Linked DNA regions of Homo sapiens: regions 2 and 3 are each linked to region 1. A link is an interaction called in ENCODE POLR2A ChIA-PET data of the cell type or tissue named here. Cell type or tissue: PC-9. All regions are shown on one strand. Each heading gives the region's core, and the rest is flanking DNA. Links, peaks and the distances in the headings are about the cores only.

What was found. ChIA-PET counts read pairs that join two places held together with the same protein. Peaks named below come from ENCODE experiments on the same cell type or tissue, not always from the same donor. Only the 100,000 strongest peaks of a DNase experiment are listed, where the experiment ranks them.
Region 2: POLR2A ChIA-PET joins it to region 1 with 5 read pairs; 3 of 35 experiments call an interaction of 5 or more read pairs at or near these places.
Region 3: POLR2A ChIA-PET joins it to region 1 with 8 read pairs; 8 of 35 experiments call an interaction of 5 or more read pairs at or near these places.

What each region holds. Positions count from the first base shown.
Region 1 is chr1:92,817,718-92,828,834 of GRCh38, forward strand. No RefSeq gene overlaps it. Among named protein-coding and RNA genes, the nearest start is that of RPL5, 8.8 kb to the right of the region's middle. In PC-9, for the core only: a CTCF peak has its summit at 5,555; a DNase peak (open chromatin) is centred at 5,344; H3K27ac peaks cover 1,054 bases.
Region 2 is chr1:92,689,775-92,700,891 of GRCh38, forward strand. EVI5 (ecotropic viral integration site 5) reads right to left here. Exons shown (of 20, transcript NM_001350197.2): 6 at 8,086-8,211; 7 at 5,536-5,679; 8 at 4,525-4,614; 9 at 4,028-4,125. It also overlaps the pseudogene RNU4-59P. Among named protein-coding and RNA genes, the nearest start is that of EVI5, 90 kb to the right of the region's middle. RefSeq lists an enhancer at 2,922-3,423. In PC-9, for the core only: no CTCF peak of the experiment used is centred there; no DNase peak of the experiment used is centred there.
Region 3 is chr1:92,871,730-92,882,846 of GRCh38, forward strand. It overlaps DIPK1A (divergent protein kinase domain 1A), which reads right to left. Exons shown (of 5, transcript NM_001006605.5): 2 at 4,567-4,701. Among named protein-coding and RNA genes, the nearest start is that of SNORA66, 37 kb to the left of the region's middle. In PC-9, for the core only: no CTCF peak of the experiment used is centred there; no DNase peak of the experiment used is centred there.

The sequences.
Region 1 (11,117 bases), core at 2,785-7,784:
GTGCTAATGAAGACTGTAGGGATACTAAAGCCCATTCTCTCCTTTGGTGCTACCCATGGCCCTGGGGGCTGAAATGGTCTGGAGTCTTTCTGACTTGTTGGTTTCAAACTTGAAGCCATCCAAGAATTGTTTCAGCCCCTTTTGGTATTGAGAATATATAAATTCACTACTACTGATAGCCTCAGACATTCTTGAAAAAAGGAGTCCCCACCCAAGGCTGGTCTTTGTCTCAACCAAAGACTGGCAGCAAGGATTCATGGGTTAAAGAGAGGGGCAAGAATTAGGAGGTAGTGGGTCTAGGAGGTAAAATCAATTTCATAGCTGAAGGAAGAATGGCCATTTATGTATTATAGAGGACAAAATGCAAAAGACAGTTGTGGAACACATACAGGTTATACCATATTTTTGGACCAAACTCAGAAGTGCACATGAATATGACCTGTGTACAATCCATGAGGTCCTGTGCTTACTTCCTGGTTTTAGGATAGCAACACTTTGAATTGCAAAGTCACTTACTGACATCTAATGACCCTGTCATTAGCCGCCTTCTCTCTCTGAGGCATTGCCCCAAACACCCACAAACACACAAACTCAAACTCACCTGCTCCTGCCCCTCTGTTACTGGAAACAGATGAATCTTGGCAAGCTTCTCCCAGGCTTTCACCAATATCCTCCTTCCCTTCCCAAATTTTAGGCCAGTAGCCAGTAGCTGCACCCTTCTTCAGGTATACTTAGATGGAAAGAAGTAGGTCATTTGTTCATTTCCCAATTTTCTTTCTGCCCCTAGAAATACAGCTTCATCTTCTGGCAGCTTGCTGGCCACACTCCTCCTTCTGGTGAGTAGAAGCACTGCAAGCAAGACCAAATTACCCCTAATCCACTGCAAATCTCTATTTGTCAAAACAAAACAAAACAACAACAAAACACCTCAAATAAAACTAGAGGCCAGGCCTGGTGGCTCATGCCTGTAATCCCAGCACCTTAGGAGCCCAAGGACATCATATTACCTGAGGTCAGGAGTTCGAGACCACCCTGGCCAACATGGCGAAACCCCGTCTCTAATAAAAATACACAAAAACTAAGCTGGGAGCAGTGGCTCATGCCTGTAATCCCAGCACTTTGGGAGGCCGAGGTGGGGGGAACACTTGAGGTCAGGAGTTCGAGACCAGCCTGGCCAAAATGGCGAAACTCTGTCTCTACTAAAAATACAAAAAGTAGCTAGGCGTTCTGGTGTGCGCCTGTAGTCCCAGCTACTTGGGAGGCTGAGGCAGGAGAATCGCTTGAACCTGGGAGGCAGAGGTTGCAGTAAGCTGAGATTGTGCCATCGCACTCCAGCCTGGGTGACAGAGCAAGACTCTGTCTCAGAAAAAAAAAAAAGAAAAGAAAGAAAAAACCCACAAAAATTAGCTGGGTTCACGTGATGGCATGTGCCTGTAATCCCAGCTACTTGGGAGGCAGAGGCAGGAGAATCGCTTGAATCCTGGAGGAAAAGATTGCAGTGAGCTGAAATCGCACCACTGCTCTCCAGCCTGCGCAACAGAGTGAGACCCTGTCTAAAAAAAAAAAAAAAAAAAAAACTAGAAGGCCAGGCTCAGTGGCTCACGTCTGTAATCCCAACACTTTGGGAGGCCAAGACAGAAGGAGAACTTGAGCCCAGGAGTTCGGGACCAGCCTGGGCAACATAGCAAGATCCTGTCTCTACAAAAAAATTTAAAAGGCCAGATGCAATGGCTTACACTTTGTAATCCCAACACTTTGGGAGGTGGGAGGATTGCTTGAGTCCAGGAGTTTGAGACCAGCCTGGGCGACATAGCAAGATTCCATCTCTACAAAAAATAAAAAATTAGCTGGGCATGGGGGCATGCATCTGTAGTCCCAACTACTCTGGAGGCTGAGGTGGGAGGATCCCTTGAGCCCAGGAGATCAATGCTGCGGTGAGCTCCGATAGCACCATTACACTACAGCCTGGGTGACAGAGTGAGACCCTATCTCAAAATAAATAAATAAGTGTTATTATTTTAAGCCTCTATATTTTCAAGTAGATTGTTATATACTAACTGATAAATGGAACAACTAAAATAAATGGTGAGAGGTTATAATGTGCCTGCCATAATAGTATACCCATTTCATTTACTCATTAAATTTATTTTATACCAAACTCTGCTATGCATGCTGGGAATACAGCAGTGATTGCAACAGATAATGTCCCTTTCCTGACTTCACAGACTGTTTGGGGTAGGGAGGGTAGATGCACTAAACAAATTAACAAATGTGTAATTCCTAGGTTGTAACAAATGCTGTGGAGAAAAAGCAGGATACAGGGAAGAGAGAGTGATGGGGTATTTTATTTTAGATGTAATGATGAGGGAAGGCCTTCCTGAAAAGAAGACCTAAAGAAGTAAAGCAGCACACCAAATGAATATTTGGTGGCTGACTAGTGAAAGCAGAGGGAGCAGCTAGTACAACGACTCTGAGCTAGGAGTGCGCCTAGAGGCCAGTATTTGGAATGGAATGAGGAAAGGTTGAAAGGAGAAGAGGTGAGGTCAGAGAAACATGTGGAGTCCAGAGCATGTAGGATTTTGTGGGCTGTGATGAGGAATTTGGCCACTGGAGAATTTTGAGCAGAGGAGTAGCATACTCTGACTTGTATTTTTAAAATATCAGTCGGGCTGTGTGGAGAATAACCTGTAGAAGGGCAAAGTTTGAAGCAGAGTGAACTGTTGAAGTTAATGCAATGACCTGGGCAATGATGATGGTAGCTTGGACCAGGGCAGTAGCAGTGGAGGGCATGAGAAATGGTTGGCTATTTTATATATACATATTTTAAAGTGCAGCCACTAGGATATGGATGTGGAACTTGAGAAAAAGAGAATCATCAAGGGTGACTTGGGTTTCTGGTGTTATTTGCTCTTTATCAAGTATTCTTAATGTACTTGTCCTGCCTCTTCCATCGGAGCTCCTGGAGTCATTCGGTGTATTCAAACACTCATCTGATGGCTGTGCTGTCAGTGCTAAGTGCCATTCCGATGACTCCTTTAAGCACAGACTCTCTAAGATGCTGACCCCATGCAGAAACATGAAAATGACTAAGAGCATTATGAGCATCACTTTGAGGTTGTCTATAACAAATATAATTACACCTTTATGTTTGCAATATTTCCTTGAAGAAGTTGGCTTTATTGTCATGTGCTAAGGGAAAAAGCCATAATTTATGTTGTTTCTCCCAAAAACTTGGTGAGCTTTCATGTATATATCTTAGGTCCTCTTTATATGCCCAAATAATTGAAGAGGGAGACAGACATTGGTGTAATTTAACAGGTAGATTCTCAAAAGGATTTATAAAGTTTGTCATTAGTCATATATTTTAAACCTTGATGAACTGGCAAAATAAGACCATGGTCACTTTCAATAATTCCAGAAAAGATGTAGACTCACAATTTTAGTTCTCAGGTAGGATTCTTAGCTTGTAACACACTCCCAAACTCACACACACACACTATATATACGTGTGTATATATATATATATATATATATAGGTGTATATATATATATACACACACACACATATATATACACGTATATATACACACTTATATATATATACACGCGTATATATATACATATATATATACACGCGTATATATATACACATATATATACACGCGTATATATACATGTATATATACACACGTGTATATATATGTGTATATATACATATATATTCGTATATACGTGTATATATACATATATATTCGTATATACGTGTATATATATATATATATACGAATATATATTCGTATATATACGTGTATATATATATATATATATATATATTAGACAGGCAGGGTGAAAGAAAACTACTTTATTTACTGATTTATTTATTTTTGAGACAGAGTCTCTCACTGTCGCCCAGGCTGGAGTGCAATGGCGTGATCTCAGCTCACTGCAACCTCCGCCTCCCGGGTTTAAGCGATTCTCCTGCCTCAGCCTCCTGAGTAGCTGGGACTACAGGCGTCCGCCACCACGCCTGGCTAATTTTTTGTATTTTTAGTAGAGATGGGGTTTCACTATGTTGGCCAGGATGGTCTCGAACTCCTGACCTCGTGACCCACCCGCCTCGGCCTCCCAGAGTGCTGGGATTATAGGTGTGAGCCACCGTGCCTGGCTGAAAACTGCTTTTAAAGTGGCATTGACCTCTAAAGTTTAGCAATCCTTGGGCATTCCAACTTTCTTTTTTATGACTTGTTGTAAACTTCACCTCTAGGAAGCCATCTAAATATTACAGAATTACTTAAATATTTTGACTTTTGTATGTTAGGTAGCTGAAAAATTGATGTTTAACTTCCCAGAGTTGTCCTGAGACCACCTTCTTTAGGTTTGCAGGGCTTCCCTCATATTTCTTTCTTTTTTTTTTTTTTTTTGAGACGGAGTCTCACTCTGTCGCCCAGGCTGGAGTGCAGTGGTGCAATCTTTGCTCACTGCAACCCCCGCCTCGCGGGTACAAGCGATTCTGCTGCCTCAGCCTCTGGAGTAGTTGGGATTACAGAAGTGCGCCACCACGCCCGGCTAATTTTTGTATTTTCAGTAGAGACAGAGTTTCACCATGTTGGCCAGGCTGGTCTTGAACTCCTGACCTCAGGTGATCCACCCGCCTCAGCCTCCCAAAGTGCTGGGATTACAGGCGTGAGCCACCGCCTGGCCTGACATTTCTTTCTATTCATAGGGGCTTCCATCTGGTAACAGGACTATGTCCCTTAGTTCATACTGATCAGAGTTTTGAAAGTCTTCATTTTCTGGAAGATTTGTAATGCTTCAGTTTCAGCCTGATGACCTGGGAGATAACAATCAGCTTCCCAGCTACAGTTTCATCTTTATTTTGTCTGTTTGTTTGTTTGAGACAGGGTCTCATTCTGTCACCCAGGCTGCTCAGGAGGCTAAGGCAGGAGAATCGCTTGAACCCAGTAGGCGGAGATTGTGGTGAGCCAAGATTGCACCACCACACTCCAGCCTGGGTGACAAAGTGAGACCCTGTCTCAAAAAAAAAACAACTTTTTTTTTTTTTTGCAGAGATGGGGTCCCCCTATATTGCCCAGGATGGTCTCAAACTCCTGGACTCAAGCAATCCTCTTGCCTTGGCCTCCTAAAGTGCTGAGATTACAGGCGCGAGTCACTATTTGTGTCCAGCCCACTATTTTTAATATATAGAAATCTGGGAGCCCCCTTTCTTTTCCCCATGCACTGTCCCAATCAAGTCTGAGTCATCAACAACAGATCAGTGGAAGCCAGTGAAAGTCTAGCACAAGCCAGGCCAGGCATGGTGGTGCATACCTATAGTCCCAGCTGGTGGAAAGGCTGAGGCCAGAAGATTGCTTGGGCCCAGGAGTTCAGGCTGCAGTGACCTGTGGTTGCACCACTGCATTCCAGCCTGAGTGACAGAGTAAAACCCTGTCTAAAAAAAAATGACAAAAGAAGTCCAGCACAGCAGACCAGCAGGGAGAGGCTCAGGCATTGTGATCTTTGTAGGGTGTGAAGTTTCCATGAAGTATTTCCCTTTGACCCGGGCAAGAGGGAAACTTCCTCTGACCCTGCACTTTATAAAACTCTTCATGTCACAAACATACAGAAAAGTAAGTTTAAAGAATGATGGCTACAGGCCAGGTACGGTGGCTCATGCTTGTAATCCCAGCACTTTGGGAGGCTGAGGCAAGGCAGATCACAAGGTCAGGAGTTCAAGACCAGCTTGGCCAACATGACGAAACCCCGTCTCTTCTAAAAATACAAAAATTACCCGGGGTTGGTGGCAGGCCCCTGTAATCCCAGCTACTTGGGAGGCTGAGGCAGGAGAATAGCTTGAACCCGGGAGGTGGAGCTTCCAGTGAGCCAAGATCGCACCATTGCACTCCAGCCAGGATGACGAGTGAGACTCCATCTCAAAAAAAAAAAAAAAAAAAGAAGAAGAAGAAGAATGCATGGCTACAAAACAAAAACAAAAACAATGCATGGCTATGGTTGCCTCTGTCACTTAGGACTTGGTACTCAGTTCTGACCAGAAACTCTAAGCATCTGCCCTAGAAATCAACACCTTCCAGGCTCTAGGGATATGCTCCTTCTCATTTCTCATGCTGTGACCTGAAAACAAAAGGCGACTGTGTCTGAATGTCATGAAGATTTTGGAGTTGTGCTGCAGTTGACATTTGAAATGGACGCTGCTTTGGAAAGCAGGGAGGTTTGAGTAATGGAAAGTTGTTTACCTAGTAGGGAAAAAACAAATTAACTTATCAAATCCTGTCTTTCTGATAATGGGAATGCAAAGGATTCTTTAATAACAAAGTAGCATGCCTTGAGTAATGAAGAAAGCATATTCATTTTCTTGTTTGTCTTTATGTTCTAATTTCTGGTTCCAAGGGCATTCATCTTGTTGAAACAGATTTGATTTAGACAAGATATGAGATGATCTAGAAGAGTAAAGTGAAATAACGGAAGGTGCTCAAGTAAAGAGCAAATCAGGAGCCTAGGCAGAAAATGATTTTTTTTGAGTGTGTACTCTCTAGTTTTTTGATATGTGGCATTGCTTGCTCTTTTTAATTAATTTATTTTTTAAGACAGGGTCTCACTCTGTCACCCAGACTGGAATGCAGTGGCACTATCATGGCTCTCTGCAGCCTTGGCCTCCTGGGCTCAAGCAATCCTCCCACCTCAGCCTCCTGAGTAGCTGGGGCTACAGGCACTCGCCACCACACTTGGCTAATTTTTTCTATTTTGTGTAGAGACGGGGTCTCACTATGTTGCCTAGGCTGGTCTTGAACTCCTGGGCTCAAGTGATCCTCCTGCCTTGGCCTCTCAAAGTGCTGGGGTTACAGGCATGAGCCACCACACCCAGCCTTGCTTGCTTTTAATAATGTTGATACAGACAGGCACGGTGGCTCACGCCTGTAATCCCAGCACTTTGGGAGGCCAAGGCGGGCAGAACATGAGGTCAAGAGATCGAGACAATCCTGGCCAACATGGTGAAACCGCGTTTCTACAAAAAATACAAAAATTAGCTGGGTGTGGTAGTGCATGCCTGTAATCGCAGCTACTTGGGAGGCTGAGGCACGAGAATCACTTGAACCCAGGAGGCGGAGGTTGCAGTGAGCCGAGATCACGCCACTCACTGCACTCCAGCCCAGTGACAGAGCCAGACTCCATCTCAAAAAAAAAAAAAAGTTAATATAAGTGTTCAAAAACTCAAATAAATTTAAATTGTAAAAGAATTAACATTTTTTAGAGAAATTTTTTTTTCTGAAGTGAATGAAACTGAATGAAAACCAACAAAAGTGACATTCCAATTCAATACAAGGGAATTAGAATGAGGAGACAAAGTTTACATAACTGTAAGGAAGAAAACGTATGTAAAAATAAACCTAAAACTAATTTTTATATTGTTTTCTGAACCTGATAAATTAGTGTATAGTCTAATTGAAAAGATATTTGAACAAATCAAGCAACATACTGCTAGTTTTGTTTTTCTTTATTATACTCCAGCATTGAAATATTGGAAAGGAGAAGAATTTACCAAAACCTTAATGGATGTAGATACAACTACAAGACAGTGAAAATAGCAATCAGGCCAGGCGCGGTGGCTCATGCCTGTAATCTCAGCACCTTGGGAGGCCGAGGCGGGCGGATTACGAGGTCAAGAGATCGAGATCATCCTGGCCAACATGGTGAAACCCCATCTCTACTAAAAATACAAAAATTAGCTGGGTGTGATGTTGCGTGCCTATAGTCCCAGCTACTCAGAAGGCTGAGGCAGGAGAATCGCTTGAACCCGGGAGGGCGAGGTTGCGGTGGGCCGAGATCACGCCACTGCACTCCCAGGCTGGGTGACAGAGTGAGACTCCATCTCAAAAAAAAAAAAAAAAAAAGAAAGAAAATAGCAATCAAAGTGACAATGATTTACATGGCAATATGAAAATATAAAGTAATAGTTTCTGTGAAAACAATGAATGATCGTATGTGATACCATCACATTGTTTAAATGTGATATATAAAAATCATGGTTCGTTTCCAAATCTAAGTATTGCTTTAAGAATTTTATTTAAAATTCCAGTTTCTCTTGCTTCAGCAGAACAAAATTTATTGGAAATAATAAAACTATTTAAGAATGACAATAGGGTGGACTCGGTGGCTCACGCCTGTAATCCCAGCCCTTTGGGAGGCTGAGGCGGGTGGGTCATTTGAGCCCAGGAGTTTGAGACCAGACTGGGCAACATGGCAAAAAGAATGACAATGACCCAAGAAACATTATCTAATTTGGCATTACTATCTGTAGAACATAAATTATGTGATATCTTAATGATAACAACAAAGAAACTTTGCTGAAATGAAGACACAAAAAGGAATTTTTATGAAATGCATATATTATAATTATGAATTGTGTACGTCTTTATTAGTCATCCAAACATCAATAGCCTATTAGCAGAACACCCAGTCATAATCATAATTGTCATTGATATTTTGCTGACTTTCAGTCCCATTAAAAACCATAGATTTACACTTTTTCTTTTTCTTTTTTTTTTTTTGAGATGGAGTGTCACTGTCACCCAGGCTGGAGTGCAGTGGCACCATCTCTGCTCACTGCAAGCTCCGCCTCCCGGGTTCATGCCATTCTCCTGCCTCAGCCTCCCAAGTAGCTGTGACTACAGGCGCCCGCCACAACACCCGGCTAATTTTTTGTATTTTTAGTAGAGACGGGGTTTCATTGTATTAGCCAGGATGGTCTCGATCTCCTGACCTCATGATCCGCCCGCCTTGGCCTCCCAAAGTGCTGGGATTATAGGCGTGACCCACTGCACCCGGCCTGATTTACACATTTTTTAAAAAAGAAACAAAATTTACTCTTTCTTTGGCTAATTAATTTTTCCTAGATAAAAGTACAGGTTTAAAAATGTTTCAGCGGGGTCAGGGGGCTCACACCTGTAATCCCAGCACTTTGAGAGGTCAAGGCTGGAGGATCACTTGAGCCCAGAGTTCGAGACCAGCCTGGGCAACATGGCAACATTCTGTTGCTACAAAAAATTTAAAAATTAGTGGGGCATGGTGGTGTGTGCCTGTGGTCCTAGCTACTCCAGAGGCTGAAGTTGGAGAATCATTTGAGTCCAGCCAGGAGTTCGAGGCTGCAGTGAGCTTTCATTGAGCCACTATGCTACAACGTGGGAGACAGTGAGGCCTTGTCTCAAAACAAACAAACAAAAATGTTTCAGCTGGGCATGGTGACTCATGCCTTAATCCCAGTGCTTTGGGAGGCTGAGATCGGAGAATTGTTTGAGGCCAGGAGTTTCAGACCAGCGAGGACAATGTAGTGAGACTCTGTCTCTTTTTTTTTTTTTTTTTTGAGGTGGATTCTCGCTCTGTCACCCAGGCTAGAGTGCAGTGGCACCATCTCTGCTCACTGCAAGCTCCGCCTCCCAGGTTCACACCATTCTCCTGCCTCAGCCTCACAAGTAGCTGGGACTACAGGTGCCCGCCACCACGCCCAGCTAATTTTTTGTATTTTTAGTAGAGACGGGGTTTCACCGTATTAGCCAGGATGATCTCAATCTCCTGACCTCATGATCCGCCCACCTCGGCCTCCCAAAGTGCTGGGATTACAGGCGTGAGCCACTGTGCCTGGCCCAAGACTCTGTCTCTTAAAACAAAAAATTGGTGAGGTTTGGTGGCATGGGCCTGTAGTCCTAGCTACTCAGAAGGCTGAGGTGGTAGGATTCCCTGAGTCCAGGAGTTCAAGATTGCAGTGAGCCAGGATCGTGCCACTGCACTCCAGCCTGGCAACAGAGCAAGACCCTGTATCAGAAAACGTTTCAAATTTTTCCACTGGATTAATATCTATAAAGAAGATTCAACTGTAAAGTAGATGGCTCTATACACTCTCATGTAAAGCAAAAATCAATTACAAAAAAATTGTAAATAACATATTTTTAAAATATGATTGACAAATATTAGACACATTTATTGTGTACAACATGTTGTGAAATATATAAACTGTGGTATGGCTAAATAGAACTAATTAATATATGCATTACCTCACATACTTATTTTTTTTTCTGATGAGAACACTTAAAATCTATTAAGTGTTAAGATTTTAACACTTAAAATCTTTCTTAGCAATTTTCAAGAATATATTCTACATTGTTATTAACTATGGCCATCATATTGTACAATGGATCTCTTGAACTTATTCCCCCTAGCTGAAATTTTGTATTAAGATGTTCTTTGATCATAATCATGAAAGTTGCTGGTTTCAATACATAACCAGCTAATTAGGGCAGTAAGTAGGCACCTCAAAATCATACTATGTAGTTAATATCTTAAAATCTTTTCACATATTTGTGTTAAATCATCAAATAAATCATCAGTGACAGAACAAAAAATTGCTGATTTTTTTTTAAACTTATAAACAACAGAAATTTATTTCTCACAGTTCCAGGAGGCTGGAAGTCCGAGATCAAGGTGCCTGCATGGTTCAGTTCTGGTGAAGGCCTCTTCCGGGCTGCAGACTGCTGACTCCTCCTTGTGTCCTCACATGGTGGAGAGCAGACAGAGCTGCTGATTTATTTTCTATTTGTAATGTATGGTTGACATATTTGATGAAACTGAGTTCACTTTCTTTTTTTTTTTTTTTTGAGATGGAGTCTCGCTCTGTCACCCAGGCTGGAGTGCAGTGGCGCGATCTCGGCTCATTGCAACCTCCACCCACAACATTCAACAGATTCTCCTGCCTCAGCCTCCCGAGTAGCTGGGACTACAGGTGCCCACGACCACGCTCAGCTAATTTTTGTATTTTTAGTTGAGATGGGGTTTCACCATATTGGCCAGGCTGGTCTCGAACTCCTGACCTTGTGATCTGCCCGCGTGGGCCTCCCAAAGTGCTGGGATTACAGGCGTGAGCCACTGTGCCCAGCCAAATCTGAGTTCACTTTCATTTCAAATAATAAAAGCTATATTCTAGAAGGAATAATAAATAACAAATAGCTCCCATTCTAGCGCAGGTTTTTTGTTTTTTGGTTTTACAAGACAGGGTCTTACTGTATCACCCAGGCTGGAGTGCAGTGGCAAGATCATGACCCGCTGTAATC
Region 2 (11,117 bases), core at 2,931-7,930, 130 kb before region 1:
ATATAGGCTGTAATTCGTTAATAATGCCACCTGCAAAAGAATAGACTAATTTAAAAGAACACCATTCCCACTAACTCTTTTCTCTGGAAATTGGTAATTAAAGGGAATAATAAAGTTGTTTTGTTTTGTTTAAGAGAGAGGGTCTCACTCTGTCACCCAGGCTGGAGTGCAGTGCTGTGATCACAGCTCACTGCAGCCTCCAACTCCAGACTCAAGCAATCTTCCCACCTCAGCCTATGGAAAAGCCAGGACTACAGGCACCTGGTTAGCTTATTTTATTTATTGCAGAGATGGGGTCTCGCTATGTTGCCCAGGCTGGTCTCAAACTCCCAGGCTCAAGCAATCCTCTTGCCTGGGCCTCCCAAAGTGCTGGTATTGTGGGTGTGAGCCACCACGCCTGGCTGAAATAATGAAGTGTTTATATGTGTTTCCAGTAGAATGAAGTTAGCTGCAGTTAAAGAAGAAAAGGTTATGAAGAAAGCTGACTGATAAATGTAAGAAGAATAACATTTTTAAAATCATGCTTTTGTTATCCTAAATGAAATAATTTAACATGAAAAGTATCCCCAATGATACTTTTTTTTTTTTTTTGGAGACAGGGTCTCACTCTATTGCCAAGGCTGAAGTACAGTGACGCAATCACAGTTCACTGCATCCTAGACTTCTCAAGTGATTCTCCCAACTTAGTATCTTGAGTAGCTGGAACTAAAGGTGTACACCACCATACCTGGCTAATTTTTGGTCTTTTTTTTTTCTATACAGTCAGGATTTCACCACGTTGCCCAGGCTGGTCTTGAATTCCTGGCCTCAAGTGATCTGCCTACCTCGGCCTCCCAAAGTACTGGGATTATAGGTGTGAGCCACTGTGCCTGGCCCTCAATAATAACTTTTGAGCAGACTGAGCCAAGAGGTGGAAGGTCATAATGAACTGGATATTCTTACAATGCCAAAGTATCAACTTACAAAGTACTTACTGGGTGCCAAGAGGGAAAACATAACCTCATAATAAAGAAATCTGTCATTACCTTAACCTAGTCACCAATCATGGCATCTCTAATAACAGTGAGACAGACATTATGCATCTTTTAAGATGAATAAAGTACATGGTATCACCTATTAAGTATTCTTGTCAGAAATGTTTGCACTTAATTAGATTAAGTCTTCACATTAGCTCCCAGTTTATAGAAAACACAAGAGATACAGAAGTTAAATGAGATAACAAGGAAATAATCAGATGAATCCTTCAGGTTGGATATTCTCGGTATAACTGACTTGGTCTCTTCAACAAGCCAATATATTAAAAAAGAAGATTGGAATAGGTGGTGCTGATCTAAATTTTTAAAAATGTAAGTGAACAACTGAATACAATGAAATCAATGGCAAAGACATTTTTGGCACAACTGAGGAAATGTGAACATAGACTGAGTATTAGGCAGTATTATGGAACTACTGTTAAGTGGTGGAAGCAATGTGGTAAATGAGGCAAATTACTTTATGGACATGAATACTGATGTATTAAAGAGTGAAGTGTCACAATTTCTGAGCTTTACTTTGAAAAAAATAAATATGACAAAATATTAACAATATTTACTTTGAAATACTTTGAAAAAAATAAATATGACAAAATATTAACAGTTGTTAAATACAGACAATAAGCAATGGATATTTATTATTCTATTTTTGTTATGTCTGAAAATTTTCCCAAGTGAAAAAAAGCAAATAGAATGTGATCTGTAGCTAATGAGTAAAATCTATTCTTTCCTTCACAGCTAAGCTTCATAAAAGGAAAATGAAATGCTATGTTGAGGAAGGTTTTGTTTTGTTGCTTCTAAGTCAGAACTCAAAATTATCTTCTTAGATTGAAGAAAATGAAACAACAGAGAGAGAGGTTGAAGATAGAGAAGGAATAATTAATGGAGCAAAGACCTGGAAGAGATGGAAATGAGTAACATCACGTATTCTGAATTAGCATTATAAAGGAAAAAAAAATACTGTATTCTAAAAAGAGAAGAAAAAGAACATAGCTAAGTCTACAAGCTGGAAGACAGCAAGTTTAGGAAGTTTGGAAATGACTGCTGAATTAGGAATAAGGTAATCTGGTGAGAGTTACATATAGCAAAAAGGGGATGGGAGTTTGGGAAGAATGGTAAGGTTTGAAGTAACCACTGTGAGGAATGAGATAATTAATCAAAGTCAATATAAATATACATGGAAGGCCACTGGAAACATAATTTACTGTCAGCAATCTCAGTAACTATGCAATAACAATTGGATACATGAATACAGGAAACAAAAGGGCAGAGGAAGCACAGTTGTTCATATCAGAAGAAGGCTTTTAAACCTCAATCTAGAGATCTTGATAAAGCAGAATGGGGAGAGCACGAATAAGGAAGTGAAAGAAATAGAGGGCCAGAAATCTGATAAGTAAACAGGATTAATTGAAATTTCAGAAATGGATTGTACATATGACAAGATCTATGCAAGGAGAATTAGTTACCAAGAAGGTTAAGGAACCTCATTCTCTATCAGACTTTTAAAGTCAAATAAATTCTCTGCCTGGCTAGTGTGAGTTCAATGTGGTTTTACCAAGTGACAAAAATTGAGATAATTTGTTTTTATCAGTTACAAGGCACAGCGGCTTTTTGTCTATATGATGTCTCCACACATGGTAGTTATTTAAAACGTATCAACATGATGGTGGTTATTTAAAACATCACAAGTAACTTAATAAAAGCTGAAGCTCAAAAATCGGCTTGGCTTGCTTTTGTCAATTAGAGCTAACTTTTTAATTTTTTTAAAAGAGATAAGGTATCACTATGTTACCTAGGCTGATTGTGAACTCCTGAGCTCAAGCAATCCTCCTGCCTCAGCCTCCGGAGTAGCTGGGACTACAGGTACACATCATTGTGCATGGAAAAGCTAACTAATTTTAATAACATTAATTCTCACTCATATTTAAATATACTTTGTGGAGTAGGAATATCCATGGGAGTAGTATGTTGTACATGTTAATGTAATTTCATATTGCAGCAGAAAAACTGCTAACTGCTAGCATACAGTACTGTTATCATTTTAAAGCATTTTATACCATAGAAAGTACAGTATCAGAAATGCTAACTATGACCGCAGGCTAAGAATTAAGTACTGGAAGCTAGAGAAATCACAGCTATTATTTTAATTAATACACTTAATCTGTTTCAAAAATAAAACTAATGAGCAGAGACTTTATTTTGAACTTTTAGGACATGAATGCCAAAAAAAGCTTCATTAGAAAGTAGTACAAAAAATAAGATTTGACCAGGTGCAGCGGCTCACACCTGTAATCCCAACATTTTAGGAGGCTGAGGTGGGAGGATCACTTGAGCCCAGGGGTTCGAGACCAGCCTGGGCAACATAGTGACACTCTGTCTCTACAAAACAAATTTTAAAATTAGCCAGGCATGGTGGTGTGCGCCTGTAGTACACCTGTGCTTTAGTAGAGACAGGGTACTTCCTGTACTCAGGAAGCTGATGTGGGAGGATCACTTGAGCCTAGGATTTCAAGGCTACAGTGAGCAGCCATAATCACACCACTGTACTCCAGCCTGGGTGACAGAGCAAAAGCCTGTCTCTAAAATAAATAAATAAAATTTTAAGTTCTCAATCCATACCTCATGTCTATCTTGCTGGTTATGCTAATTTTGAACTTAAGTGACACTGTGGGGTCAAACTAAGAGGAAAAGAATGTCAATGAATGGGACCACACCAGAAAAGTGGTTTTAAAAATAACAGCATCCTCATATATGTATATCCATTCCAGGCTCCTAATTCTAGTCAACGTGGAAAAGGAGGAAAGTTTTAAAGGTAGTACATGCTAGTCCCATGCACCACTGTTAAAAGCAGTATATTCCAACATTAGCTTTATGCTATATTGAAACCAATACCACCGAAGAAAATAATATAGTTCTATAACCTAAGGAGGAAAACTGTATCACTAGAATGTTTTGCAACTTCCACTGAATTTCCAACAAAAATATAAAATACTTACTTTTTCATTTTTTTTGAATTGTATTTGACTTGGTAAGCTGCTTGGATTAGCTTGTCTGGGACACCATCAAACTGATGTGGAATGACCTTTTGAAAGTGCTAAGATACAATTAAAAAAAAAACATAAGAATGACTTAGTGCTGTTAATAGTGAAATCCAAAGACATTCAAGAAATTATGGGCTGGGCGTGGTGGCTCATGCTTGTAATCTCAGCATTTTGGGAGGCCAAGGCAGGCGGATCACTTCAGGTCAGGAGTTCAAGACCAGCCTGGCCAACATGATGAAACCCTGTTTCTACTAAAAATACAAAACTTAGCCAGGTGTAGTGGTGCATGCTTGTAATTCCAGCTACACAGAAGGCTGAAGCGGTAGGAGGATCACTTGAACCTGGGAGGCAGAGGTTGCAGTGAGCCAAGATCACGCCACTGCACTCCAGCCTGGGCAACAGAACTAAACTCTGTCTCAAAAAAAAAAAAAGAAAATAAATTATGAACTTACCTGTAACATCCCTTCCATGTCAAGTTGCATCAGTTCTGCCTGATTCATCTGAAGAAGTGCTAATCCTACACGAAACACTATTTCTAAACCCTGAGGAAACAAATTAAATAAATCCAAATTTATGTTACTCTTCCATCAACAAAAACGAGTCATTTGAAATAATACTAAGGTAAACATTTAGGGATCTAAACTAGGGGCTGGCAAACATTTTCTGTCAAGAGTCAGAAAGCAAGTATTTTAGGTTTGGTGGGCTATATTGTCTGTCAAAATTACTCAGTTCTGCCACTACAACCCTAAAGCAGACATACACGACATATAAATAAATGGGCAGGGTTGTGTTCTAGGAAAACTTTATAAAAAACAGGTGTGGAAGAATGGATTTCGCACAAAAATCTGTCCATCTGATTGGTACATGAATCACAGCTGACCAACTGTGATCTGAACTAATTTAGATAGGTAATACAAATTGATTTTCCCAAGATGTAATTAATAACAACATTGAGTTCACAGACTAGAAAACAAAGGATTACCTCTATGTGCTACTGACAAAAGGACAACAACCTGCAATGTGTTCATAGAAGAAACATGCTTATTACTTCTTACTCTTTGGATGACAGATGCATTTCAACAATATTAACTGTAAGACAAATTTTACCTCTCACTAACTTTCACTGTATGAGTTAGGAGGTGATAAAGAGGTATGATTAACAGTGTAGGCTCCAAACTGCCTATGTTTGAATCCTGGTTACAACACCACTTATGTATTGTGTGTCCATAGACAAGCTACTTAACCTTTCTCTAAGTCTCAACTTCCTCATCTATCATCTAACAAATGCAATAAAAACAGTATCTACCTGATAGGGTTATTATAAGGTTTAAATGAGATTATCCATGTAAGCAGTTTTGCATGGGACACATGGCTTTCCTTCATTGCTCTCCTCATTGCCCTGCTCTCACTAACTCAGTGACCCCTTTGCTCAGCTCCTGCTCTTTGTCTGCCCATTAGCTTACCTCAGACATAAAGATATCAAATATCCTTGTTGCAATTGGTAGTGGAAAAGTTGTAAGAAAGATAGTCAGAAACCAGGATGATGCATACATTGAGGTATGAAAACTCTGAGATTGAAAATGTACAAAGAGCTCTGGAAGATGCTCCTAAAGAGAAGAAAATAATTAGTTATAACACAGTAAAACTGAGTATTTTAAATTAGATTATATTTATACTAGATTAGCCTATACCAAACACAGATTAGATCAAGCATCATATGGAAAAGGTAAGACATAGACATTGAAACATCTGGGACAGTGGCTAGTATCTAGGAAAGAAAGAAGGGGGAAAGAATGTGAAGTTGGAATTTTGAGTATAACATTTAATTTATTAATAAAAAGAAACTGAATAAAAGTTTTATATTTGTTTAATCCTGTTGGTGGATACAAGAGTGACTGACATTTTCTATACTCTTCTATCAACTATAATATTTTAAAAAGACGTTTAAAAAGAAAATAAATGGTATGTTAAAATACTTTCAGGCACTATCTACCACTGATCACCCATTCTTACCTTCCTAAAGAATAGGAAAAATATTCAAAATACAGATGTTTCAGCAACTCTAGTAATTCAAAACATAAATGAGACTTTTTTTTTTTTTTGAGATGGGGTCTCACTCTGTCACCCAGGCTAGGGTACAGTGGTGTGATCTTGGCTCACTGCAACCTCTGCCTCCCAAGCTCAAGCAATCCTCCCATCTCAGCCTCCCAGGCAGCTGGTACTACAGGTGCACACCACCATGCCCAGCCAATTTTTTTTATTTTTAGTAGAGGCAAGGTTTTGCCATGTTGCCCAGGCTGGTCTCAAACTCCTGGGCTCAAGTGACCTGTCCACCTCAGCCTCCTAAAGTGCTGGGATTACAAACATGGGCCACTGCGTCCAGCCATAAATGACACATTAATTGAAAATATAACATTAAGAGAGTTTAAGGCTGCTAAAAACAAGCTTACTATTTCAGAAAAGAATTAATTAAGAATCATCTCAAGTCCAGGCACAGTGGCTCATGCCTGTAATCCCAGCACTTTGGGAGGCTGAGATAGGAAGATCACTTGAGCTCAGGAGTTCAACACCAACCTGGACAACAGAGTGAAACCCTGTCTCTACAAAAATTAAAAAATAAAAAATCAAAATAGATAAAAAACTATTCAGGTGCAGTGGTATACACCTGTAGTTTCAGCTATCCAGGAGGCTGAGGGAGGAGGATGGCTTGAACCCAGGAGGTCAAGGCGGCAGTGAACTGTGATTGTGTCATTGTACTTCAGCCTGGACAACAGAGCTAGATAGACTCTGTCTCAGGAAAAAAAAAAAAATCATCTCAAAACCTATTCTGGCTTTTTCTTTAAAATATATAAAAACAAAAAATATGTACCCCATAATGTACAACTATTGTATGTCAATTAAAAAATTAGCCAGGCACAGCGGTGGCTCACGCCTGTGATCCCAGCACTTTGGAAGGCCAAGGCGGGCGGTTCATGAGGTCAGGAGATCGAGACCATCCTGGCTAACATGGTGAAACCCCATCTCTACTAAAAAAATACAAAAAATTAGCTGGGCGTGGTGGCAGGCACCTGTAGTCCCAGCTACTTGGGAGACTGAGGCAGGAGAATGGCATGAACCCAGGAGGCGGAGCTTGCAGTGAGCCGACACCACGCCACTGCACTCCAGCCTGGGCCACAGAGCGAGACTCCATCTCAAAAATAAATAAATGAATAAATAAAAAATAAAATATAAGAACATTTTACATATCCCCTTGCTCCCACCACAGATGGGAAAAACTGGAGTTTATAAGGCTGCCAGGAGAGAGGAAACTAATAAAAATGGCTCTCATGCCAGCTGATTCATTCACCTATTTTCTTAAATTCTGCTCATTTAATTGAAATTGAAATTGAAATAAATGAAAATATTTACATTATAGCAAACTTAAATATATAAAATATAAAAATTAAATCCAGAAAGGTAAAATACTTCAAAGGTATTTTTCCCTTGATTTTGATTCTGCTCCTATTCTCTCCACCTTCATACAGTCACTAGATAACTTGAGTCTTAAACTAGCAACATAAGAAAACATTACAGGAAAAAAAATTACGGGCTAGCAAAAAATAAAAATAAAATAAAAGTAAAAAGGCAGAGGAGAGGACTCAAAGAGACAGTCTCCAAGTAAATGGACTGATGTCAGTGTAATATCATAAAGCTCCTGTAAGAGAGCTTAGACTACGTAACAATAATAGGATATAATAAGGAAATTCATGTGCTTAGGTAAGGGGTGTATAGTACATTTGGCAGAAATGCTTAAGGATTGAATATGAAAACTGGAGTCAAGTCCTAGACTGTGATCTACCTAATTTGAAGGGTCAAATTGTACATTAACCAACCAAAAAACAATCATGTAATTAAAACACTTACTTCTTCAAGTGCTTTAATGCTTTTAACATTAAATTTGCTTAGTTGGCACTCAGAACAAGATATAAAAAATATAAAGGCAATATGCCTTTTTATCAACACTGCACTTTTACCTGTATCATACATTCAAACTGGTACATACAAAGGCCCAATTCTGCCATACTTGGTTTAAAAAGTTCACGAAGTCTATAATCTTGCATTAATTTAACAAATACACAGAAAGCTTCTTCTTCTGGCATCTACATTGGAAGAAAAAAAAACAACATAGGTTAATGTTCTCTGATACACAAATAAACCAATGATATTTAAACTAAGTACACAGCCAACCACAAACATTGTTTGAGTGGCTGTGTGCTGCAATGTTAAGAGCAATGAGGTAAGAATCAGAAAGTTCTAGTCTCCCATTCTATCACCAAGAATGAGAAGTTAAACAAATCTTACAACCTCTGAAACCAACTGCCTCAACTTGCCTCATTCATTAATTCAACCCAAAATACTGATTTACAGCCAGATACTTTTCTCTCTCTGGGTATACACCAGTGAACAAAATAAACACAATCTCTATTCTCAAGGAACCTGAATTTCTAATGGAGGGAGACAGACAAGACATGGAATAAATCAACTAATATATATGTCAGATGGTGATGGATGCTACAGAAATAAAATAAAGTAGGGAATGCTGGGGAGACACACGGCTATTGATATAGATCAGGAAAGGTCCCCTGATACGGTAACAGTTAAGCAGAATCCTGAAGAAAGCAAGGGAGCATTTGAGGAAAGAACAGTTCCAGAAGACCAAAGAGTACAAAGGTCCTAAAATGGAATCACACTTGGCATGCTCAAGAAACAGCAAATAGAGAACTACTAAATTAGAATACTATGAGTGAAGGTTACATCATGGAGGAGAAATAACAGGGAACCAAAATGCAGAGGACTGTAGAGGCCACTGTAAGGATTTCGACTTTTACCTTAAGTGAGAGAGAGGGATTTTTGAGGATTCTGAGCAAAAAATCATATGACATGGTACAAGTATTAAAAGGACATATAAATTAAGTTTTCACATTATCTGAAATTGGGGTTTAAAGGTACCAATTTCACATTTTATGTGTAAATCACTAGGAAATCATATCAAATAAGATAATGAATGTGAAAGCTCTGTAAAGAGCTACAAAGATATTCAGAATACTTAGGCAAATAACTATCCAAATTGTTAAACCATCTTTCTCAAAATAATAAAATTTGCTAATTCTCATTCATTCCCGTTATACCAGTGTGTTTCAAAAGAGAACATCCCAAAGGATCTCCAGGCCTTCTTCTTACTGAAGACTGCTGCTAATAACAAGACATTTTTCCTGGCCTTGACACAGCCACGGACAGGGGGCCAAGAGTCACTCTTGGCAAAACCTGCACTTCTTCCTTCCTCTCAACACAGATGGCCACAATTCTACTTAGGAGACTATCTCTATTAATTCTATCAAGCCCCACAGCCCCACTGAATTATGTCAGTCACTACGAGAAGCCCCAAATCCCAGGACTCTCATCCTAAATGATTTTACTGTTCTCCTAATCTGACCCCATTTCCAATCTTTCCTAAATCTTTTCCACAGCATTTTCTGGAACCCATATCCTACCATCAACAGAATAGTCTACCTATATCCTCAATCTCTTTTCCAAATGTTCCTCTCTTTCTTTAGCTGAAATCTGTATCTCCCCTAAGAATATTTCAACACTGAAACCTGGCTCTCTCCTAAGGTAGTTGTTTTCTCTTTTCTCTCCCACAGCACTGGAAGGGGACAGAGATTACTGAGGTATATGTCCTCAGGCGATTTAATCATTGTGCGAACATCATAGAGTGCACCTACACAAACCTATACCATATAGCTTACTATACACCTAGGCTATATGCTATATAGCCTATTGCTCCTAGGCTACAAACCTGTATAGTATGTTACTGTACTGAATACTGTAGGCCAACTGTAACATGATGGCACATGTTTGTGTATCTAAACATAGAAAAAGCAAAGTAAAAATAGGGTATTATAATCTTATGGGCGCACCATCACACATGCAGTCCACCGTTGACCAAAATGTCATTATGCAGTATGTAATTATAATTTCCCTTTTTGTCTTACAACAATTTCTTCTCTTCTGAACATATCAAAACAAGTTTCATTCCCTCTCCTCTTTGCAATAGCATTGATATGGGAACTAGAGGAGAATTTTTTTTAATGGCAACATTTTAAAAAATAAGTTGAGGTAATTTGACAAAAGAGGAAAAGGAGACAGAAAAAGTATCACTAGGTCCTTCTCAAAAAAATTGAAACCATGGTGACAAAATGAAAAAATGTGACACGGAGTGGCATACACCAAGTTGTTTTATAGTCATTCCTTTCCATTAGAAAGAAATCAAGACACTTGAGTCCTAGAGCAATGTGCTGCTACATAACTTTCTCTGTGACTCTGAGCTGATAAGAATCCATGTCTTTTGCAAAGGTCTAATGCAGACAATATACCTAATATTATAGGAGTGAGATATATACAAAACATACATACTTCTAACCATTTTGATAAAGTATGTACTAATTTTGCAAATTTTATCAGACTCTCTGAGTTACATTTCTAAACTGAAGTTATGGGAGAATATAGCATAAGGTGTCGGCATAAACTTTAGAAACAAAAAGAGGAGCTTTTCTACCTTATGGCCCTGGGCCATAAGTGACTACTGTTCTTGTGTTAATATACTGCTGCCACTGACAACAGCTAAGTAGATCAATCACCAAAATATTATTTATTACTCCAATGGTGGTAATAATACTTATTGAAGTTAATATCTCTACCACCACTGCTTGCCCTGTCTTGAAGGAAACTGTGATTCCTAGAGGATTCACAGGATCCACAGGATTCCTAGAGAGCTAGGTCAGCTGTTGAGAGATTCAGACCTCAAGCAGAGAAAAACTGCTCTTTAGATGCCCAAGAGAAATGACTACTAAAAGGTTATTGTGGAGCTAACAGGAAAATAAAAGGAATAGAACAGCAGCAAAAATCACTAGACTGATAATAAGGATGTCTGAGTTCAATAATGAAGGATCTACCAATACTAAATAAAGTAGGAAAATCATAATTTCAATTAGCAATAATTGCGCCT
Region 3 (11,117 bases), core at 2,790-7,789, 54 kb after region 1:
TGTTTGGCTTCTTTCACTTAGCATAATGTTTCCAATATTCATCCATGTTGTAGCATGTATCAGAATTTTACTCTTTTTAAAGGCTAATATTCCATTGTATCTATATACAATATTTTGTTTATCCATTCATCTGTGGATGGACAGTTGGCTTGTTTCCACCTTTTGGCTACTATGAATAATGCTACTGTGAACATTGGTGTGCCAGAATCCATTTGAAACCCTGATTTCAATTTTTTTGGTATGTATACCCAGAAGTGGATTTACTGGATCATATGGTAATTCCATGTTTAACAATTTGAGAACCCTCCATACTATTTTCCTGATTCTTTTTCTTTAAATCTTTTTTTTTTTTTTTTTTTTTTTTTTTTGAGACAGAGTCTCCCTCTGTCACCCAGGCTGGAGTGCAGTGATGTGATCTCAGCTCACTGCAACCTCTGCCTCCTGGGTTCATGTGATTCTTGTGCCTCAGCCTTCTGAGTAGCTGGAATTACAGATGTGTGCCACTACACTCGGCTAATTTTTTTGTATTTTTAGTAGAGACAGGTTTTTGCTATGTTGGCCAGGCTGGTCTCAAACTCCTGGAGTCAAGTGATCTGCCCACCTTGGCCTCCCAAAGTGCTGGGATTACAGGTACGAGCCACCATGCCCAGCCTTGATTCTTTTTTATATATTACAATTCTCTGTTGAAATTCTCCATTGTTTTACCTATTTCTTCTACCTTTATTCCTATTTAACTGAACATGAATATAAAGTTATTTTTACATTCTTTTTGAATAACTCTTAATATCTGGATCATCTGGAGATCTGCTTCTAGTATCTGTGTTTATCTCTTGATTTTTGGTCATTTTATTTTGTCTTTTGGCATTCTTTGTACTTTTTTACATAATGTCTCCAGAGAGGGTTTCCTTCTGTCTAGCAGACAAAGGTAATGGTAGCTGATCACCTTAACAAAATCAGGAGCTGTTTGAAGTTGAGACTTGGTTGTAGCTCTGGGTAAAGCTCTAGCTACTTATGTCCAAGGGTATATAGCCCTCTAGGATTTTTAACTGAGAGCTTGGTATTCATTGGGGCTTCTCCTTCTGGCAAGTTCATAACTCTAATCTGTATCTTGTGAGACTGCCAAAGAGTCTGTTCTGCTTTTCAAAGGCTTTCCAATGAGGTTTTTAACCTCTCATTCTGCAGAGCCCCGGGAATTGGCAAATATCCCAACAGGATAACTGGCTGTATGCATGAGGTTCCCCTGGTTTTCCACAAAGCCTCTGCTGATTTCTTGTCCCCAGTAGGGGCTTTCCGCCAACATAAGGTTTCTGCTTCTCAGATCCCTGCCCATGCCCAGAATCAGCAAATTCCCCCCAGGGTAAAAGAGGCCATAAAAGTCAGCTCACCATTCTGAGATTCTTTTAGTTTACCTTTACTCCTGGGGTTCATTCCTTTAAGGTCTCAGCACAAAGCATGGTGTGCCAGTGTTCCCATCCTTGGTTGGATGTAGTAGATTTTTATTACCCTAGCCCCTTAAGACTGTATATTTCAATTTTAGATCATACATCACCAGTGAAAAGCAGCCACAAAAACTAGGCCCACCTCTTTCAAATCTTATCCTCTCGGCTGGGTGTGGTGCCTTACGCCTGTAATCCCAGCACTTTGGGAGGCCGAGGCAGGTGGATCACCTGAGGTCAGGAGTTTGAGACCAGCCTGGCCAACATGGCAAAACCCCATCTCTACTAAAAATAGAAAAATTAGCCAGGTGTGGTGGTGGGTACCTGTAGTCCCAGCTACTTGGGAGGCTGAGGCAGGAGAATCATTTGAACCCGGGAGGCAGAGGTTGCAGTGAGCCGAGATTGCACCACTGCACTGCAGCCCGGGTGACAGAGCAAAACTCTGTCTCAAAAAAAAAAAAAAAAAATCTTATCCTCTCCCAGGTCTTGATCAAGTAATTCCTCCCTATCTTGTTAGCACTTTGAGGCTTTAAAATATACTTTTAAAGAAGTTATTTTATTTTTGAGATGAAGTCTTGCTCTGTTGCCCAGGCTGGAGTGTTGTGGCAGGATCATAGTTCACTGCAATCTCAAATTCCTGGATTTAAGGGATCCTCCCACCTCAGCCTCTCAAGTAGGTGGGACAACATGTGCATGCCATCATGCCTGGCTAAAATATACTTTAACAATATTTTTTCTGCTTGCTTTTTAGTTCTAATCCCACAATTGTGATACAATATTAGTACTATCTTAGCTTAGTACTATTGACTTTAGTACTACTACTTATGATAGGTTTTAAGAACATAATCCCAAATGCAGAATAACTATAATTTTTTAAAAGCCAGTCTTAGGAAAATGATGTATTTTAGACTCAGAAAGCTCTTTCATTATCTTCAGGGTTTGATAAAATAACCATTAAATTATGCTAGAATTATGTTCTGGTTTCCTTTCTTATAAATTAAAGGGAAATTAAATTAAAGTGAAAAGTAATGAAGCACTTCAACTCTAATTTACTCATGACAGAATATGTACCAATATTTGCCCTACATTTGAAGGATACTGTAATGATACAAGATATTTAAAAGCATATCCACTTCATTTTGTCTTAATCTCTTAGATTTCTAACATTACCAGATGATGTTAACAGGTCTTCCTGGGAGGGCTGTGGTGGGGATATGGTTTTTTCTGATCAAGTATATTTGCTGTCTCTTGGAGATGCATAACACATATTAGTATCTAAAAGAACCTAAGAAGTCCTTAGTAAAGTCAGTTGTTATCTTTATTTAACCCTCTGTTTCCAAATACATCTGACCAGGGACATATTTTATCCATGGAATATCTATTAATGTGCTCCAAGGTACCTAGTTTGAGAAAGGTGGCCTAGAGAAAGAGAAATAAACATTTCAAATAGTTTCGGTTATTTGTATGTTTTTGAACTTGATTATCTACCTCCTGTTTCCTCCTTCTTCACTGAAGGTTAGAAACTGAGTTTTGTGGGGTTTTATTAGCTTTATTAGACTGTAACTTCTTCTGTCAGTCTTTTCTGATGTAGGGTAGCAGAAGGAGTATGAGCTTCATAGAGAGACAGAATTAGGATCAAATTCTGGTTCCATCATCTTGGGCAAATTCTCCTGTCTCTCTGGGTCATAGTTCTTTATCTGTACACTATTATGCTAAGGATTAATGAACATGTAAAGTACCCAGTACATTGGCCCCAGAGATACCTCCTATCTTAAAATTCCTTAAGGATCTAGAATGGCCAGTTGGAATGAACACAGGATTGCTATCTTTGAACCTTGACTTAGGACTCTTCTTTACTAACTCATTCCCCTCTCTTGCCTAGTTAAAAGACTGTAACACTCCTGTGGAATAACGTGTTTTTGTATCCTAACTGATGAAGCACCTTGTGTTAAACTGGTTTTTATTTTCTTAGAACTTGGGGAAGCTCCAGGTTTCCGTCTTATGTTCCCATAACAGTTGCTATCTTATTTATCTTACCTTACTGTAATTACTCATTTTCTTTCCTGATCCACTGTAAGTTTTATAAGGTCAAAGATATTTTGCTCCCTGTTATATGCATACACCACTGGCCTGGGTAAAGAGTAGCTACTCAACAACTATAGAATCTTTAACAAGTTATAATAATTGGAACCCTCCAAATCATTACTATTCAAATATAATTCTGAGATGGAGTGTTTTAATATTCTTTATATTAGAAAGTACTGGTAGAGGCCAGGTGCGGTGGCTCATGCCTGTAATCCCAGCTCTTTGGGAAGTCAAGGAGGGCGGATCACTTGAGGCTAGGAGTTCAAGACCAGCCTGGGCAACATGGTGAAACCCCGTCTTTACTGAAAATACAAAAATTAGCCAGGCGTGGTAGTGCGAGCCTGTGATTCCAGCTACTTGGGAGGTTGAGGCAGGAGAATTGCTTGAACCTGGGAGGCAGTTGCAGTAGGCTGAGATTGTACCACTGCACTCCAGCCTGGGCAATAAAGCAAGACTTCGTCTCAAAAAAAAAAAAAAAAAGAGAGAAAGTACTGGTGGAAAAAAAGGAGTTAAATTTACTTGAAATTCTCAAATTTTTAAAATATAAGTCTATAGAATTAATGATCACTACTAGAAATCTTAGACTGATACAGTCATTTTTCTGAGATACATCCAATCACTAGGATAGAAACAGAATAATAATCCTTTTAGATAAATTTTGGTATTCAAGAGTAAAAGATGTGTTCTAGAAAGTCTGCCTGTAAATACGCTTTTATAGTCTAAACATTAAAAAACTCATCTGATTGAAATAAACTAAAACTTAAATATATTAAAAATATATATATATATAATAAAAATCCTTCTTTGTATTGAGGATGCCCCCACACTAACTTATTTATGTGTTATATATTTAAATTTCTGAACACTGGAATTTTCAAAGTGGGGAAAACTTTACTAATGGGTCATGTCAAAAAGCTAAGAAGATTAGCACAATTCTAATGTCAAATTAACTTTTATTTTTAAAAACATCATTAGTAAGTATGTAAGCAGTAAATATAGTGTTATGAAGAGGCTTTTTAGTAAACAGGAAATTTAAAATACTTACTATTATTTTCTTACAGTCCTTTCCTCTGCATAATTCTGTATAGGTAGAATACTGCACATATATAATCCAGCTTCCAACAAAAACCACTAACCAGGAAAAGAAAAGATATTTCATCCGCACATATGAGAAGCGAGCCTGTGAGTAAAAAAGAACATAACGATCATTCATTCAGCACCAAATCAGCATTCAATGTCCTAGAACACGACTTCTCACCCTTCTTGGAACAACTCAATATATATTCCAGGCTTTTATATGGCAATTCTAGAACAAAGTGCACTTTCACTGAGTCCAAACAGCACTGGTCTTAGAAAAGGAAGCTCCTTGGTCCTGCCAAGGAAAAAGGGAACAAAATATCCTTTAAGATGTATAACCTTTCAAATACCACCATCATCCAAAGCTACTTTTTAGGCACAAGCACATGTACCATGCTACCCTGGGCACCTTGTGAGATCAGGTAAAGAGAGGTACAATTCCTATTTACTAGAAGCTTACAAAAGACTCTTTCACATAAGAATCTTAAAGGTCTTTAGGAAAATCATGATAAAAATAATTTTGTTTTAAAGAAATAAGAACAGAAAATCTGGCTATTTGTCTAATGTCTCATACTGACAACCAGAACAAGAAATTAAGCTCTACAGTCATTTCTATTTCCCTATTGTATTCACCAGGGCTTTATGTTCCTCTTGTTCAGCGAACCAAATGTTTCACCGAATAGATATTCTGGAAACTGAGGAGACGCTAACAATTGTTAAAGGAGAAATGACTGGAGAAGGGTTAAGATATATTAAAAATAAGTTACTCTTTGCATATCAACTTGCAAAGTGTAAAGCTGCACAATAGGATCCTCTTTGCATTGTTTTGTTTCCAGTGCTCTTGTATCTAATTGCAACTCGGGCTGGTTGATGCCTTTTTTCCATCAATTACATATCAAACAGTTTCATCTTCAAAAGTGACACTTGATCAAGACTATTTGACATTTATTTTTTGAGTCTGTAGCACCCATGGTCTGGTTTTATAAACAGCAGAACTGAGGACTACGAAGAGAATTCGGCAGAATAAATTAAAGATATGTAAACAAACAATGAAAAGCTAGTTTTGCTTTTACAATCACGAGCCAGTTTCTCACACTGGGAACAGTAGGATATTGTGAGCATTGTGAGCATGCAAAGAAGCAGAAAGAGATGAGAGAGACATAAGCACACCTGCAGAAGACAATGAGTGCAAAGGAAAAAGAGACTCAGGAAATACTGAATTCTATTGGCCCTATTTGTGGTTTAGATATCTTTGTGAGGTTAACAGATGGTGAATCCCTGTACCAAAAGGCTTGAGTACAATGAGTTCTCAGTAAAATTGTAGGTCTCTGAGCTTTATTATTAAAATGAAAAAGTGCCTTAATGCAAGATACTTTTGTATTGCTCTAAGTAAAAAGAAAGTTCAGATTAAACTCCAAATTAAATCACATAAAAGACAATGGGGTATATACCATGGGGTTTGTTTGAAAGATATTTAAGATGACTCGTCTCTAATAAGAGGTTTGGTCATCAGACAGAAATCGACATGTACTAATATTGTGAACCTAAATAAGATTAAATGACATAATGCCTATAAAACATAAGCATATTGCTGGGCACGTAGTAAGTATTCAGCAAATGTTAGCTAAATCAATTTGCAAGTCACTGGGCAAGAAGCCAACAATACTGTCAGTGGCTATCATCTTCTTTTCGGACTTGCCAAAAAGAAAACTGAATCTGAATCTGATCAAGCCTTTTAGCTCCAGCTACCAGTTTACAGGAAATACATGAGACAGAGAAACACAAGTGACACTTAAGTAAGTGACACTATAAGGATATAATCAGCAAACTCCAGGCTGTGGGAAACACTGCAATACAAACAATCCAGTTTCTTCAACAAATAAATTACAAGAAGGGAAAAAAAGGCAAGGGGAAACTTAAAGATTAAAAATCATTTAAGATATATATTAGGCTAGATCTGTAATCCCAGCACTTTCGGAGGCTGAGGTAGGAGAATCACTTAAGTATAGGAATTTGAGATCAGTCTGGACAATATAGTGAGACATTGTCTCTATGAAAAAATTTAAAAATTAGCCAAGGCCAGCCAGGAGCTCACGCCTGTAATCCCAGAACTTCGGGAGGCCAAGACAGGCGAACAACTTGAGGTGAGGAGTTCAAGACCAGCCTGGCCAACATGGTAAAACCCCGCCTATACTAAAAATACAAAAATTAGGCCAGGCGCAGTGGCTCACACCTGTAATCCCAGCACTTTGGGAGGCCGAGGTGGGCGGATCACGAGGTCAGGAGATCGAGACCATCCTGGCTAACACGGTGAAACCCCATCTCTACTAAAAATACAAAAAATTAGCCGGGCGAGGTGGCGGGGGCCTGTAGTCCCAGCTACTCGGGAGTCTGAGGCAGGAGAATAGCGTGAACCCCGGGGGGCGGAGCCTGCAGTGAGCCGAGATCGCACCACTGCACTCCAGCCTGGGCGACAGCGAGACTCTGTCTCAAAAACAAACAAACAAACAAACAAACAAACAAACAAAAATTAGCCGAGTGTGGTGGCATGCACCTGTAATCCCAGCTACTCAGGAGGCTGAGGCAGGAAAACTGCTTGAACCTGGGGGGCGGAGGTTGCAGTGAGCCGAGATTGTGCCACTGCATTCCAACCTGGGTGACAGAGCAAGACTCCATCTCAAAAAATAAAAATAAAAATAAAAATTAGCCAAGCATAGTGGCTCATGCCTGTAGTCCCAGCTATTTGGGAGGCTAGGGTGAGAGGATTGCTTGAGCCTGGGAGGCAGAGGTTGCAGTGAGCCAAGATCGCACCACTGCACTACAGCCTGGGTGACACAGAGAGACCCTGTTGCAAAAAAAGAGAGAAATATATCAAATAATTACAACACATGTATCTTTTTTGAGTCCTGATTCAAATGAAAACCTGTAAAAAATGACATTTATAAGACAATTGAAAATTTTAAGAATGACAGTATACTTGATGATAGTAAAGGATTATTTTAGTTTTTTAAGGTGTGATAATGGTTCTGTGACAATATTTAAATATTTTTCTTTTCTCTACCTATCAAATAGCTACGTTTTTCTACTTCCTCTGGCATATGTTTAAATGGAGAAAAACCCTATGAACTGGACTGCCCGATGCCTACTTGTCATGACAAAGAATGCCAAACATTTTTGAGAGGAAGTTAGATTGATGATGTTCCCAGCAGGGCACTGGGCATCACCTGTTGTAGACAAAATGATAAAAGGAGTGAGACACCTTTTTCTTTCAGCATGCCATTGAGAATTGCTGTGATTTGGGGGTAACACAAAGTAGTAAAAGGACCTTCATGCGTCCTTTAATATCTGCAGATCCTGCAGCCTCACATTTAAAAATAATGATTGAAGAAAGAGCCATAAATTACATCTGTAGCTATTAACCAATTTAATTTCCCTGTGTGCCACTCACTAAAATGTTTCTAGTGGTCTGTTCTGTACCAATTACCTAGATAATGTAGTCTTTGATTAAGAAATGTAGTCTGACCTTTTTATTTATGCTGAACTATTCACAATGACTGCCCAGCAGTTTTTTGTTCGGCAGATTGTGTGCCTAGCTAGTAATGGTATGTTGCTTTTTTCCTAATTTTGTTCCTGAAAAGCATGATAAGAATTTTTGTAAATACACTATGGCAGTGATTCTCAAATGGACTTAGTTTTGCCCCACAGGGGACACTTGGCAATGTCTGGAGACATGTTTGGTTTCCCAACTGGAGGCTGCTACTGAAATCTTGTGGGGTAGCAGCCAGAGATGCTGCTAAACATCCTGCAATGTACAATGTAGCCCCCCACAGCAAAGCATTATCAGGCCCAAAATGTGTTTGAGAAACTTACAGTTACACAATAAAATGAAAACAAAAACTGTGGGGTTGAAAGAGCTAAATTTGTATGACATTAGCATTTTATCTTATATTAGCCTTTAATGCATAAAATATTAGTAATTTTAAAAATATAATAACATCTGTCTGGAAATAACAGAAGCAGTTATCACTAGAGTAAATGATTGCCAATATTTTATTGTAAGCCCACGATGACACAAAATGCCAATTCTACTCTAAAAAATAGTAATAGTTTTTCTTCTTTTAAAATATCGTTTGATTTCATTGTGATAACTTATTTCAAAACAAATCTGAAAATTTTTGATCTTGTTTGTAACTTTACATTAAGTTTTAAAAATAGGCAGAAAGAGGCAACAACCAAAATTTAGCCATTTAAGACTACTTCTGGCCACGCGGTGGCTCACGCCTGTTATCCCAGCACTTTGGGAGGCTGAGGTGGGAGGATCATGGAGCCAAAGGATAGAGCCCATCCTGGCCAATATGCTGAAACCCTGTCTCTACTAAAAATACAAAAAAAATTGGCTGGGCGTGGTGGCGTGCACCTGTAATCCCAGCCACTTGGGAGGCTGGGACAGGAGAATCGCTTGAACTCGGGAGGCAGAGGTTGCCTTGAGCTGAGATCGCATCACTGCACTCCAGCCTGGGCAACAGAGCGAGACTCCGTCTCCAAACAAACAAACAAACAAACAAACAAAAAAACTACTTCTGGCGGGGCGCGGTGGCTCACGCTTGTAATCTCAGCACTTTGGGAGGCTGAGGCAGGCGGATCATGAGGTCAGGAGTTCGAGACCAGCCTGGCCAACACACTGAAACCCATAAAATTAGCTGGGTGTGGTGGCGGGAGCCTGTAATCACAGCTACTCGGGAGGCTGAGGCAGGAGAATCGCTTGAACCCGGGAGGTGGAGGTTGTAGTGAGCCGAGATCATGCCACTGCACTCCAGCCTGGGTGACAGAGCGAGACTCGGTCTCAAAAAAAAAAAAAAAAAAAAAAAAGGCTACTTCTATTATCTATTTTTAATACTCTGCATCTTTCATAAACATGTAAAGCACAAAGTCCTTTTACTTTACCCCTAAATACTCCATACACAAATGTTCTTAATTTTGAGAATGGGGACTCTGTCTCAAAAAAAAAAAAAAAAAAAAAGGCATTATGAGTCTACTGGTCAGAGTTTTAGCATTCTTAATCTTTTTAAGAGGTGAATTTTAGGATTTATAGAAAGAATCTGAATTATTCTTTGATCTCAAGTTTAAAGATTTTATTTGCAGGAGCATATTCTGTGTTTTGATTTTATGAAAACTCTAGAAATAAAGTTTCAATAAAAAGCAGATAATTTTCACATGCTTAGAGGCTGACCGCAAAACAAAATGCCAAGAACAACTAGGGAATTCATTGCATGGGGTGACTCTCAAGCCTGTGACTAGGCTCAATGGTAAAACACTATTTCAAAGAAGTGTCTAAGTAAAAGCAATAGCTCGTGATATATTAAGTGAAAAAAAATTCGCTTTCAAAATCACATGTATGATATGTTCCCAATTTGGCTTTTAGAAAGAGAAATCACCAAAAAACTTTAGAAACTGCAAGGAAATAAACAAAACATTAAGGGTTGTTATCTCAAAATGTCAAGAGGTGGTGGGATTATGGATAATTTTTATTTTTCTTCTCTTAATTTTCTATAACAAATATGTATTACTTTTTTAGTTAGAAAAAACTATTTGTATATATGTGTTTAATGTACATATTTAAATGTCTCTAAGATCTACAAGTCTCTTGATGCTTTAAAAATCTTTTTAACTGTAAAATATTAACACAGAATTACTTAAAATATATAAATATAGCTTACATTATAATTATAAAGCAAATATCTAAATAACTACCACTTGGGTAAAAATACAGAATTTTCTGGCCAGGTGTGGTGGCTCATGCCTGTAATCCCAGCACTTTGGGAGGCCGAGGTGGGCAGATCACCTGAGGTCAGGAGTTCGAGGCCAGCCTGGCCAACATGGTGAAACCCCACCTCTATTAAAAATACAAAAATTAGCTGGGCATGATGGCATGCGCCTGTAATCCCAGCTACTTGAGAGGCTGAGGCAGGAGAATCACTTGAACCAGGGAGGCAGAGGTTGCAGTGAGCTGAGATCGTGCCATTGCACTCCAGCCTGGGCGACAAGAACAAAACTCCGTCTCAAAAAAATAAATAAATAAAACCCCCAGAATTTTCTAACACCCTCACTGACCCCTATCCTCCCAACATGCTCTTGACTACCATGATAATCATTTGTTTATGTGCTTTTCTAAGTAGTTTAACCACTGATCATGTAACCCTATAATGCAGAGTTTGATGTTGATTGCTTGAACTTTACACAAGTAGAAGCATATTCTATTTCGACTTGCATCCTTCTCTTAGCATTATGAGATTTAACCATGCTGATACATATAGCCAGTTTGTTCATTTTCTTTGCTGTAGAGTATTCCACTGATTTTTCAGTAAGCAATTTTTATACTTTTATATACAAACAATATAAAGATTTAAAAATGTATACTTTTCTCTTCAACTTCTGTAAGGAAAAAAAATCCACATAATATGGAGCTGCATTCTGTGCCAGTCACCGCAGGAGACACTCTGTGTATCCCACATATTATAT